2 separate regions of the Homo sapiens genome follow, and region 1 is linked to region 2. Evidence: chromatin contacts called from ENCODE Hi-C or POLR2A ChIA-PET data. All regions are on one chromosome and are shown on one strand. Each heading gives the region's core, a stretch centred on a gene start or an enhancer-like site at or near the end of the contact. The rest is flanking DNA. Distances are from core to core; before and after follow the strand shown.

Region 1 (5,376 bases), core at 1,673-4,172, 260 kb before region 2:
ACCCCAGCCTGAGACAGAGACCCTGACAAAAAAAAAAAAAAAAAAATGAGACCGGGCAAAGCTCCCACAGAAAGGCTAAGTTGGAGTCCTGGCTAGATGGCCTTTGTTCTAGAAACCCTTGCTTTGCTGGCTGGGGACTATCTGGCATGCTCCCTTGCCACAGGAGGAGCAGCCGTTGGCATCTTTGGTGCTGACCTCAGCCAGCTTGTATTTTAGGAACCAGGCCCCATGAGGCAGAGGCCTTATCCTTGAGCCCTTGGGTCTCACAGAATCGCCGGTGCCCAGGAGCTATGGTTGGCCCAGTTTCTCTTGCATTTTAGCCTTTTGGGCTCTCTTCCTTTGAGAGTCCATCCTTGACATGCTCATGCGGTGGGAAGGGCATTCTCCAGGCTGGCCTGTGGCTTTGCCAAGCCCCAGAAGCCTCCACACCCTATATCCTTCCACTGAGTGAGACCTCAGATAGATACAACTTCACCCACCTGCTGCTTATTAGTAAGTATCAACAAGGCATAAGGTATGTGATAAAAGATTAAAATACACTGAGAGATGTAGCACCTCGAATCACATCTTGGAAAGCATTAACAAGGCACATGAAATGTTGGCTTTCAACAGAGCAAGAAAGAAAAGTGTTCTTTCCTCTATTAGGGGCTTTGGGCTGTCAGATCTCATTAGGGCCAAGGCCTATTTAAAACAACTTTTTGCTTCTTGCTAGAAGGCCCCGAGTTGGCTTTGGGGGCAAGGCCAGCCTGGCATCACATGCAGGGTCTATGCAAGAAAAGGCTGGCATCCAGCCATTTGAGCTTTGATTCCTAAGGGGACCTCTTGTCTTAGGAGAGGTCCTAAGCAAGGTGGGTGAGCCTGGCTTGCCTTTGTCTCTGGCCCAGGTGTGGGTAGGGTGTTAGTTGGGCTTCTTGAAGTAAGTTGCAAGTAATAAAAAATCCAATGTGAGTAGGCTAAAGCAGCTGTCCCCAAACTTTTTGGCACCACGGACAATCTTTCCATGGATCAAGGTTGCGGGGGGGTTGGGGGGCGGTTTCAGGATGAAACTGTTCCACCTTAGATTGTCAAGCATTAGATTCTCATAAGAAGCGTGCAACCTAGATCCCTCACATCCACAATTCACAGTAGGGTTTGAGGTCCTATAAGAATCGAATGCCAGCTGGGCACAGTGACTCATGCCTGTAATCCCAGCACTTTGGGAGGCCGAGGTGGGTGGATCACTTGGTCAGGAGTTTGACACCAGCTTGGCCAACATGGTGAAACCCTGTCTCTACTAAAAACACAAAAATTAGCTGGGCATGGTGGCACGTGCTTGTGGTCCTAGCTACTTTACTCAGGAGGCTGAGGCAGGAGAATCGCTGGAATCTGGCAGGTGGAGGTTGCAGTGAGCCGAGATTGCACCACTGCACTCCAGCCTGGGCGACAGAGCGAGACTCTTGTCTCAAAAAAAAAAAAAAAAAAAAAAAGAACACAGATTCCTTGCCTGGGTCCCAATGCTGACTGTGCCCCTTACCAGCTGTGTGACCTTGGGCCCCAAGCAAAGTGCCCCAAGCAAAGTGGACATAATGAAAGTACATATAGTCAGCCTGGGCAACAAAGTGAGACCCCGTCTCTAAAAAAAAATATTAAAAAATTAGCCACGCATGGTGGCATGTGTCTGTAGTCCCAGCTACTCTGGAGGTTGAGGCAGGAGGACCACTTGAGCCTGGGAGTTCAAGGCTGCAGTGAGCTATGATCGTGCCACTGCATTCTAGCCTGGACAACAGCAATAACTTGTCAAAAAAAAAAAAAGTAGCTATCGTGCGATGAAAATTAAATGAGTTGAAAAGAAAGAAAGAAAATTAAATGAGTTAATGGTTAATATATATAAAGTACTTTGCACAGTGCCTGGCTCCTGGTTGGCGCTCTGTGAAGCTTAACTGTATAACTAAGGTGATTTTGGTCCCTGCCCCAAGTAATTTGCAAAACAAACAAACAAAAGCAAAAACAAGCTCTCTTGTTGCTTTTTAGCCAGAAAAGTGGCTCCCTTCAGGGAAGACTTTTTGTGTGTGAGACACAATTTCACCAGGCTGGAGTGCAGTGGTGCAATCTTGGCTCACTGCAACCTTAACCTCCCGGGTTCAAGCGATTCTTGTGCTGCAGCCTCCCGAGTAGCTGGGATTACAGGTGTGCACCACCATACCCGGCTAATTTTTGTATTATTAGTAGAGGGGGTTTTGCCATGTTGGCCAGGCTGGTCTCGAACTCCTGACCTCAAGTGATCCACCCGCCTTGGCCTCCCAAAATGCTAGGATTAGGGATTACAGGCTTGAGCCACTGCGCCCGGCTTCTACCCTTTTTTTTTGTTTGTTAGATTCCTCCATGTCTTTTCATGTTAGCTTTTCTTTAACAAAAAGGAAGTTCAAATCTCTAAAAGTTCAGTAAATAAGAAACACCGGTTTTACCCATCTTTCAGAGGGAAAAAGTGCCGACATGCCATCTTGGCTTTAGGTCTCCCTTTTATTCTTGTTTGGAATAACCCTACACATGTGGTTAGAGTCCCCCTGTTCTCATCCCTGGTCACTTTCCAGTGAAGACTCTTAGCAGCTTCCTCCTCAGTGTGTGTCCAGAAACAGCAAGCAGTTTTGAGTAGTGTGATGCTGAACTTTACATGAATGGCTTTCTGTAGTGAGAAGGCGCCTGTCACCCGCGGCCTGCAGAGGCTGCGTGGCTTGGAGGGGGAACCAGAGGCCCAACCATGGGCCTCCTTCCCCTGGTCTCTACAGCAGCTTTTCCCAAACCCACTGAGATGGGTCAGGCTCCTAGAGAGCCTGAGAACAAAGCCCCTTTGTGACTTTTGTTTTGAATCAGGCTTGTGACAAAGGGGAGGAGCCACTGGGTTGGGTGGATGGGGGTGCCCGGAGCGCGCTGTTGTTGCAGGGGAAGAAAACAAAATTGTGTCTTTTTTTTGGCAATGTTGTCTTGCCAATCCCTCCCTCCCCCAGCTCTCCGAACAGCAGGATTTCCCAACGGCAGCTTGGGAAAAAGACCCAGTGGCAGCTTGGGGAAAAGACCCAGCGCTCCGTTTAGAAGCAACGTGTATCAGCCAACTGAGATGGCCGTCGTGCTCAACGGTGGGACCGTAAGTATCAAGATGTGATGTGGGGGTAGGAAGCCTAGGAGTCTACGGTGTCGGGGAGCAGCTTCAACAGGGACATACTCCTCCATGGAGGCTGCCCATGTGGCCTGCAAGGACCGCCACAGCTCAAACGCATGCAATGCTTTTATTTTTCTTCTTTCCCTTTCTACCCCTTTTCTCCACACACAGAATACCCACCTCTATTTAGAAAACCATCTGTAGATTCGTTTGAAAGAGTTTGTAATCCTTGAGGCTGTTGGACCCAGTGAATTATTTGGCTTTCACTCTGTCCCTGGGAGGTGACTTTTGGAAAAAGCCCAGAATGATGGAGCGCCCCTAGCAGATTTTGCTGACATCCAGCCTAGTTTAAGGTCCCCGGTCACCCCTCTGTTGACTCCTCCCCAGCTGGGTACCAGGTTCTCCCATTCCCTAAGAGATGTCTTAAGAAATTGAAGCAGTTACTGTTTCTCTCCCTCAAACACAGAAGCAGGTTTACTACTATCTGATGCCAAACAGACCTTCAGCAGAATTGTCATTGTTTACGTTTGCCTCCTTGGAATGACACCATTTTGTTTCTCCAGCAATCCAAAGATGCACTCTCATCTCCACATTTAATTTCCAAACATAGCTACATGCTTCTTTCAGAAACAAGGTCTGAGCCAGTTTACATGTGTAAATTGGGTTTCCATTCTTTATATCATGTTCCAACTCCATAACTCAACCTGAGCATTCTTCTTTTTTTTTTTTTTTTTATGTAAATCAGGGATGGTCTTTGATCTCTAGAGGGAATTTAGGTTTTCCTGGCCTTTTGAATGGTATGCTAGGCATTGGTTTGCATTGGTTTGGAACAGGCTCAAAGACAGAATCACAGATTTGCATTCTTAAAACCCCCTGCCAACGACTGGGCTGTTTTATTGTCCCGAGCCAAGAAAAGCCTGATTCACAAGCATTCGGCCTGTGTGTTATAATAAATATGCTTAGAAAAGCCCCCATCCGTCACTCTTAAGCCCTCCTGGTTCCTTCAAGGCCAGTGTGTGAAAAAATAGTCAAGACTGAAAGTGAATGAGTTGAACTTACATTCCTTACGGGTGGATGGTTATAGAAAAGGGAGCTGGGCTTCCCAAGAACCACAGCAGCATGACTCACAGTCATTGCTGCCTCTCCTGGGAATTATTCGACCCATCTAGGTAAAAGCAAGGTAACTTATTTTTGCCGCGTTGTTTACGCATCGGTTTCTAGTGTTGACTTTGCAAAGCACAGAGTTCTCAGTGTGTTATCCTTATGTGTTATTCCAGATCCCAACTGCTCCGCCAAGTCACACAGGAAGACACCTTTGGTGAAAGACTTTAAGTTCCAGAGAATCAGAATTTCTCTTACCGATTTGCCTCCCTGGCTGTGTCTTTCTTGAGGGAGAAATCGGTAACAGTTGCCGAACCAGGCCGCCTCACAGCCAGGAAATTTGGAAATCCTAGCCAAGGGGATTTCGTGTAAATGTGAACACTGACGAACTGAAAAGCTAACACCGACTGCCCGCCCCTCCCCTGCCACACACACAGACACGTAATACCAGACCAACCTCAATCCCCGCAAACTAAAGCAAAGCTAATTGCAAATAGTATTAGGCTCACTGGAAAATGTGGCTGGGAAGACTGTTTCATCCTCTGGGGGTAGAACAGAACCAAATTCACAGCTGGTGGGCCAGACTGGTGTTGGTTGGAGGTGGGGGGCTCCCACTCTTATCACCTCTCCCCAGCAAGTGCTGGACCCCAGGTAGCCTCTTGGAGATGACCGTTGCGTTGAGGACAAATGGGGACTTTGCCACCGGCTTGCCTGGTGGTTTGCACATTTCAGGGGGGTCAGGAGAGTTAAGGAGGTTGTGGGTGGGATTCCAAGGTGAGGCCCAACTGAATCGTGGGGTGAGCTTTATAGCCAGTAGAGGTGGAGGGACCCTGGCATGTGCCAAAGAAGAGGCCCTCTGGGTGATGAAGTGACCATCACATTTGGAAAGTGATCAACCACTGTTCCTTCTATGGGGCTCTTGCTCTAGTGTCTATGGTGAGAACACAGGCCCCGCCCCTTCCCTTGTAGAGCCATAGAAATATTCTGGCTTGGGGCAGCAGTCCCTTCTTCCCTTGATCATCTCGCCCTGTTCCTACACTTACGGGTGTATCTCCAAATCCTCTCCCAATTTTATTCCCTTATTCATTTCAAGAGCTCCAATGGGGTCTCCAGCTGAAAGCCCCTCCGGGAGGCAGGTT
Region 2 (6,099 bases), core at 2,830-5,329:
GATGTGGAAGAAACATATTCCAGGGAAAGAAAACAGCAAGTGCAAGGCCCTGAGGTAGGTATAACCTCACTATGGTCAAAGAACAAAAAGCAAGCCAATTTGCTGAGCAGAAAGGGGAGCAGCCAGCATGACAAGCCAGTTCATACAGGGCTGAAGCCTTGGTGAGGAGTTTGAGAGTTTTTCTAAACATAATGGAAACCCCCTGAAGGGTTCTGGGCACAGGAATGGCAATGACATGACACAGTTTAGACTTCAGCACTTGGGCTGCTACATGGGGACTCCTTCAAAATCTGGAAATTAATTCAGAAGACACTTCAATATAACAAAGAACAGAGATTTTTTTTCTAGCTCCCACTTATTTTTCTTTTATGGTGCTGCTTTTTTTCAAACCTGAACTTCTGTGGGTATTTTAAGAGAAGGCAGGAGACCAATGAGTCTAGTTCTTTCATTTATTTGCCAAGTCTCTACCCTAGCAGCGAGAGGTCTCTTTACGTAACAGTGTTATAGGGATTGGCACCATCTTAGTTAGCATGTGCTGGAAAGGCCAGGTCAGTTAAGGCCACTGCTTATCCCGATGTGGCCCACATCAGCCACAGGGGAAAACTGAAGATGGGAATGCTGAGAAGATGGTGATGGGAACCATAATACAATAAACCCAAATTATCTCTCCCAAGCTGGAAATAAAATGATTTGACTTCTCAGAGTCGATGGTCTCTTTATGCATAAGCTGGATTAAGAACTGTTGGGAAAAAATGACCACATCTAATAGTGTGTGATTTTCATGAACCCAAAAGACACTGTATCTTTCTCAACTCCGAAGAGCTATACCTTAGTTAAAATTCCTGAAGGCAAAGGGCTCAAGTATGAAATTCACCCAACAGAACTTGATTTAAATGGAAAGAATGAGTACAAATGCCACCAAATTTCTCTTCACACATAATCTCTTTGGGCAGAATTCTGCACAGGAGATTTCTAAAGCTTTCATGATAATTATACTTAAGAGTCATTCCTCAGATCACCAACAACTTTGAAAAACATAATCTACTGTTCTTTTCAGGTTCTTGGAACTGGAGCTAACACAAGCAGATGAAGATTTTAGCTAAAAGGAAAACAAACAATGATATCATTTAAAGAAAAAAAAACCAAATCATTTGCTTTGCTCAAGATCAAAAATAGTTATTTGGAGAGGGAAGAATTTTAGTGATAAAAGTGCTATAATTAATGTATCTAAACGAGGACTGATCTGTTGTTTTGAACTTTTAAGTTTAGGCAAGGAGTTAGTTATTAGTAATTTTTCCTTAATTGGCCCTAAAATGTTGTTTGTATAGTCACTGAAGACTGGGAGAAAGGAAGATTATTGCAGTAGAGGCAAATTCAAATGCTTCTGGGGGCCAGGCAGGTAAATATGAAAATTTTTAAGAGGTTGGGTATATAACAATAGGAAGAACTAGAGCCTGTATCAAAAGTCATTTTTTTTTAAATGCTGTTGTTGCCAAAAAAAAAAAAAAACCTATTTTGGTTCAGTTCCACCTGTTGGCTCAAGTTTGCTGCCAATGGTATAGCATGCTACATGCTGGCAAGTGTATATTAAATAAATGGATTCGGCCGGGCGTGGTGGCTCATGCCTGTAATACCAGCACTTTGGGAGGCCAAGGTGGGTGGATCACCTGAGGTCAGGAGTTGAAGACCAGCCTGGCCAACATGGTGAAACCCCATCTCTACTAAAAATACAAAAATTAGCTGGGTGTGGTGGTGCACACCTGTAATCCCAGCTACTTGGGAGGCTGAGGCAGGAGAATCGCTTGAACCCAGGAGGCGGAGGTTGCAGTGAGCTGAGATTGCGTCATTGCCCTCCAGCCTGGGCAACAAGAGTGAAACTCCATCTCAAAAATAAATAAATAAATAAACAATTCAGATTTCCCAAATCCTCAAGCCAGCGGAGAAGGCCTTTCCTTTCCACTTGGGCTGGCCTCTGCCTGCCTCTCCCAGATCACTGCCTCCAACCCTGAGATGGCCAGAACATAGGAGGAGCTGCTGAAAAAACATCGTCACAGGTGTGACGCAGTGGCGTGGAGGGTCCCAAAGAAAAACCACATGAGCCACATTAAAAAGGTCAAAAACTGGGGAAATTAATTTTAATCATGTACTTTACCCGATTCATCCAGAATACCGTTTCAACATGTAATCAACATAAACACTATTAGTGAGCTACTTTACCGTCTTTTACTTGTACTGACTCTTTGAAATCCGGTGTCTTTTTTAATAGTTACGTCACATCTCAATTTGGACTGGCCACATCTCAAGTGCTCAAGAGCAACACGTGGCCAGTGGCTGCTGTACTGGACAATGTAGATGCAGCACTAAGAAAGAGCAAGGCTCTCAGTAGCTGGTGGCAGGGCCCTGGGCAAGACTCTTCCGTACTGGGTCTGCCCATCTCTGATGAAACAAGATGGGTCCTAAAAGCACTTCAAGACCTAAAAAGCCTTCAAGAGCTAAAAATCCTAAAAGCCTGTTGAGTTCTGTCTCTTTCTTTCTGACAAATGTGCACATTAAATAGTATTAAAAAGACAGGCCAAGCACAGTGGCTCATGCCTATAATCCCAGCACTTTGGGAGGCTGAGGTGGGAGGACTGCTTGGGCCCAGAAGTTTGAGAGCAGCTTGGGCAACATAGGGAGACCCCGTGTCTACAAAGATGAAAAAGTAAAAATATTAAATAGAAAAAAAAAAAAGGGACGGGCACGGTTGCTCATGCCTATAATCCCAGCACTTTGGGAGGCCGAGGCGGATGAATCACTTGAGGTCAGGAGTTTGAGACCAGCCTGGCCAACATGGTACAAACCCTGTCTCTACTAAAAATACAAAAATTAGCCAGGTGTGGTGGCAGGCACCAGTAGTCCCAGCTACTGAGGAGGGTGAAGCAGGAGAATCGCTTGAATCCGGGAGGCGAAGGCTGCAGCGAGCCAAGATTGTGCCACTGCCCTGCAGCCTGGGTGACAGAGCAAGAGTCCATCTCAAAAAAATTAAATAAAGATAAATTGATCGATTGATGGACAGATAGGAAGCAGAAGGAGAGAGAAAAGGAGAGGGTGGGAGAGGAGGAGGGAGAGGAAGAGAGAGGAGGAGAGAGAGGGAGGAATAAAGGAAAGAGGAAAGAAGGAAGAATATAGGTCAGGTTATAGGTTACTGTCACAAACACTTTCTATTCACCTCCTGGGAAGCCCCACTGCAGGAGCGGAGGGAAGTGGAGCGGCAATGGAGCAAGCTGGTTGCTCTAGCTTGGACGGATGAGAACGTTTCCTCATAGCAGTGCTCGGAAGTTAAAAAGAGGAATAAAGGCAAAGGATGCTGCAGCTGAGAGTCCTGCATTGCCAGACACATCATTCTTACCATTTATACGACAAAAGAAATTCATCATCCACTTGTCCCATTATAACCTCCTGGGAATTTAAACTTGATTGACAGTCAATTTAATGCAAAATCATTTGGGTATAGATTGTGAATTCAAAGCATCAATTACTATTGATCTATTTGACATCATTCTTTAATATGCATAAAGTCGTTTTTGATTTTTTTTTCCAAGCAAGTTGCTTCTTAGGAGGGAACGATACATAGGAAAAATATTAAAGTCAAGCAGCAGAGGAAAATATGTTCGTGTGAAAGTTTGGCTGAATCTAACTGTGAGGCCTTTGCAGATTCAAATGACTTGCCTGAGTTCCTACACGGGCCATTTAGAAACCTTCTAATGTTTTTAGAAGACTGAGGTGATCAGAAATCTTCAAAGGTGTTTCTTTTACTTTAACACACCCAAAATTAAAACCTTTATCAAGCTTCAATGAATCCTGACTCAATAAAAGCCTTCTAGTCCTGACTCCAGGGCAGAATGACACCCCAGGAACAGCTGCGACATTACCTGGTAAGACGCTGCGGCTATCCACACACATGGAAAAGATGCGCTCGTACACGAGCTTTCCTGGGAGGAAAAGGACAGATGGTGTTAGTATCACACTCTTCAGGAGCAAACAGTAAATAAATGTTTGTTAATTAGGGACCCAGAGCTATCATCGCCCAGACAGGCTTTAACTTGTGATGGTATGCTGCCACCTGGTGGGACAGATTTTAAGCCACATTTTTTTTGTTTTGTTTTTAGTTTTTCCAGTAGACTTTTACTTTCTTTGAAAGGCAGAAAAGTGATCGTTTTACCCTTTGGAATCTAAAGGAGTCTCAAGTATCTCCATCCACTCAGACGATGGTCCACACTCCATGCTAGGCCAGAGGTGAAAACAGGCAGCCCACGGGCTGAATCCAGCCTGTGACCAGTTGTGCATGGCCACTCCACAACACACAACAGCCCACAAAGTGTTTTAACATTTTTTGAATTGGTTACCAACACGTAAAAACTGGAAGAGGCTGGGCATAGTGGCTCACACCTGTAATCCTAGCACTTTGGGAAGCCGAGGCAGGAAGACTGCTTGAGCCCAGGAGTTCAAGAGCAGCCTGGGCAACACTGTGAGACAGGGTATGTACAAAAAATTTAAAAATTAGCCAGGCATGGCAGTGCACGCCTGTAGTTTCAGCTACTTGGGAGGCTGAGGTGGGAGGATTGCTTGAGCCCAGGAGTTCAAGGCTGCGGTGAGCCATGATCACCCACTGCCCTCCAGCCTGGGTGAGAGAGCAAGACCCTGTCTCAAACACAAAAACTAAAACAAACTCTACAACTTGGGAGAACTCACATGCCATATTTTCTCCTTCTTCACATAAAATATGTCAAAAATGTGGCGATATCTCTATAGGATAACACAGCTAGAGCAAATTAGTAGCTGCCCCTTGAAATGGCATATACACTAACCAGTTTGCCAGTCTCAACCACCCCCTACTGTCTCTCATCATCAGCGTGCTTTTCACTCTTTTATGTGACCTGCCTGGTCCCTAGAAGCCTCAGAATTTGAGATTCAACTAGAATGCAAGCTCCACAAAGGCAGAGATTTGTGCTTGTTTTGTTCACTGACATATTCCTAGTACTGATCAGTGCCTGGCACACAGGGGGTACTCAATATTTGTTGGATGGATGAACATACTAGAGGTTTTGTAGGTCATGGGTCACTTTCCTGACGACTCATCTTTGCCACTGTAGCATAAAAGTGGCCACAATGTGCAAACAAATTGATGTGGCTGCGTTCCAATAAAACTCTACACAACAGGTAGGCAGCCTGGACCCCTAAACTGGTATCAAAAGTTTTATTTATTCTGTGCATGTATTTTCAAAATGTTATCAATATGTGGAAGTAAAAAATTAGAGTCCTTATTCATTTTCTAAGCTCTCCTAAGTCACCTTCAATGTGAAAGTATTTCCCTCTATGAGATTTTTTTTTTTTTTTCATAACCCTTTATTCAGGGCAATAAAGAACAACACAGCTTGTCCATACATGGAAAAAGAGACAGGAAAATACAAAGATCATTTCAGGTTAAAGAACGTGGGATCAGGCAGGATTAAGTGAAGGAAGCCAGCCAAGCTAAGAGGTTCCACCCAGGTGCTTCTCCTAGTATGAGCCACCTACCTAAATACCTTCCTATCTACATTCATTCCTTCATTCACTTAGACAGGGTCTCACTCTGGCACCAGGCTGCAGTGCAGTGGCGTGATCACAGCTCACTACGGCCTCCACCTCCTGGGTTCAAGCAATCCTTCCACCTCAGCCTCCTATGTAGCTGGGACCACAGGTATGCGCTGCCATGCTTGGCTAATTATTTTTTTGTAGAGATGGGATTTCCCTATATTCCCAGCCCAAGCAGGTCTTGAACTCCTGGGCTCAAGTGATCTGCTTGCCTTAGCCTCCCAGAGTGCTGGGATTATAGGTGTGAGCCACCACACCTGGCCTTGGACCACCTACATTAAAATTTCCTGAAGGCACTTGTTGAAAATGCAGATTCCTGGTGCCCACCTTAGAGCTACTGGAAAAGAATATTTTATAGCCAGGCGTGGTGGTGCACGCGTGTAGTCCCAGCTACTTGAGAGGCAGAGATAGAAGCTATGATTGTGCCGCTGCACTCCAGCCTGGGGCAACAGAGTGAGACACTGTCTTTAAAAAAAAAAAAAAAGT

Evidence for each region. Hi-C counts contacts between places; a loop is a spot of excess contacts on that map. ChIA-PET counts read pairs that join two places held with the same protein, here RNA polymerase II (POLR2A).
Region 1: a map with no recorded cell type shows a loop between it and region 2 (1.9-fold over the local background). The contact joins two enhancer-like sites. A Hi-C loop is called at or near these places in 1 of 37 single-sample maps with no recorded cell type. POLR2A ChIA-PET finds 5 or more read pairs at or near these places in 5 of 52 experiments (AG04449, GM12878, HepG2 and 2 more).

What each region holds. Positions count from the first base shown.
Region 1 is chr16:19,859,582-19,864,957 of GRCh38, reverse strand. GPRC5B (G protein-coupled receptor class C group 5 member B) reads left to right here. Exons shown (of 4, transcript NM_016235.3): 3 at 2,985-3,121; 4 at 4,414-5,376. The coding sequence ends at 4,458. Among named protein-coding and RNA genes, the nearest start is that of GPRC5B, 23 kb to the left of the region's middle. RefSeq lists enhancers at 2,557-3,137, 3,718-4,299. Within about 2 kb of position 2,922, at least 4 of the 41 ENCODE cell types and tissues checked have a DNase peak (open chromatin) inside an H3K27ac peak, as active enhancers do.
Region 2 is chr16:19,599,536-19,605,634 of GRCh38, reverse strand. It overlaps VPS35L (VPS35 endosomal protein sorting factor like), which reads right to left. Exons shown (of 31, transcript NM_020314.7): 9 at 3,912-3,971. Among named protein-coding and RNA genes, the nearest start is that of VPS35L, 47 kb to the right of the region's middle. Within about 2 kb of position 4,079, at least 2 of the 41 ENCODE cell types and tissues checked have a DNase peak (open chromatin) inside an H3K27ac peak, as active enhancers do.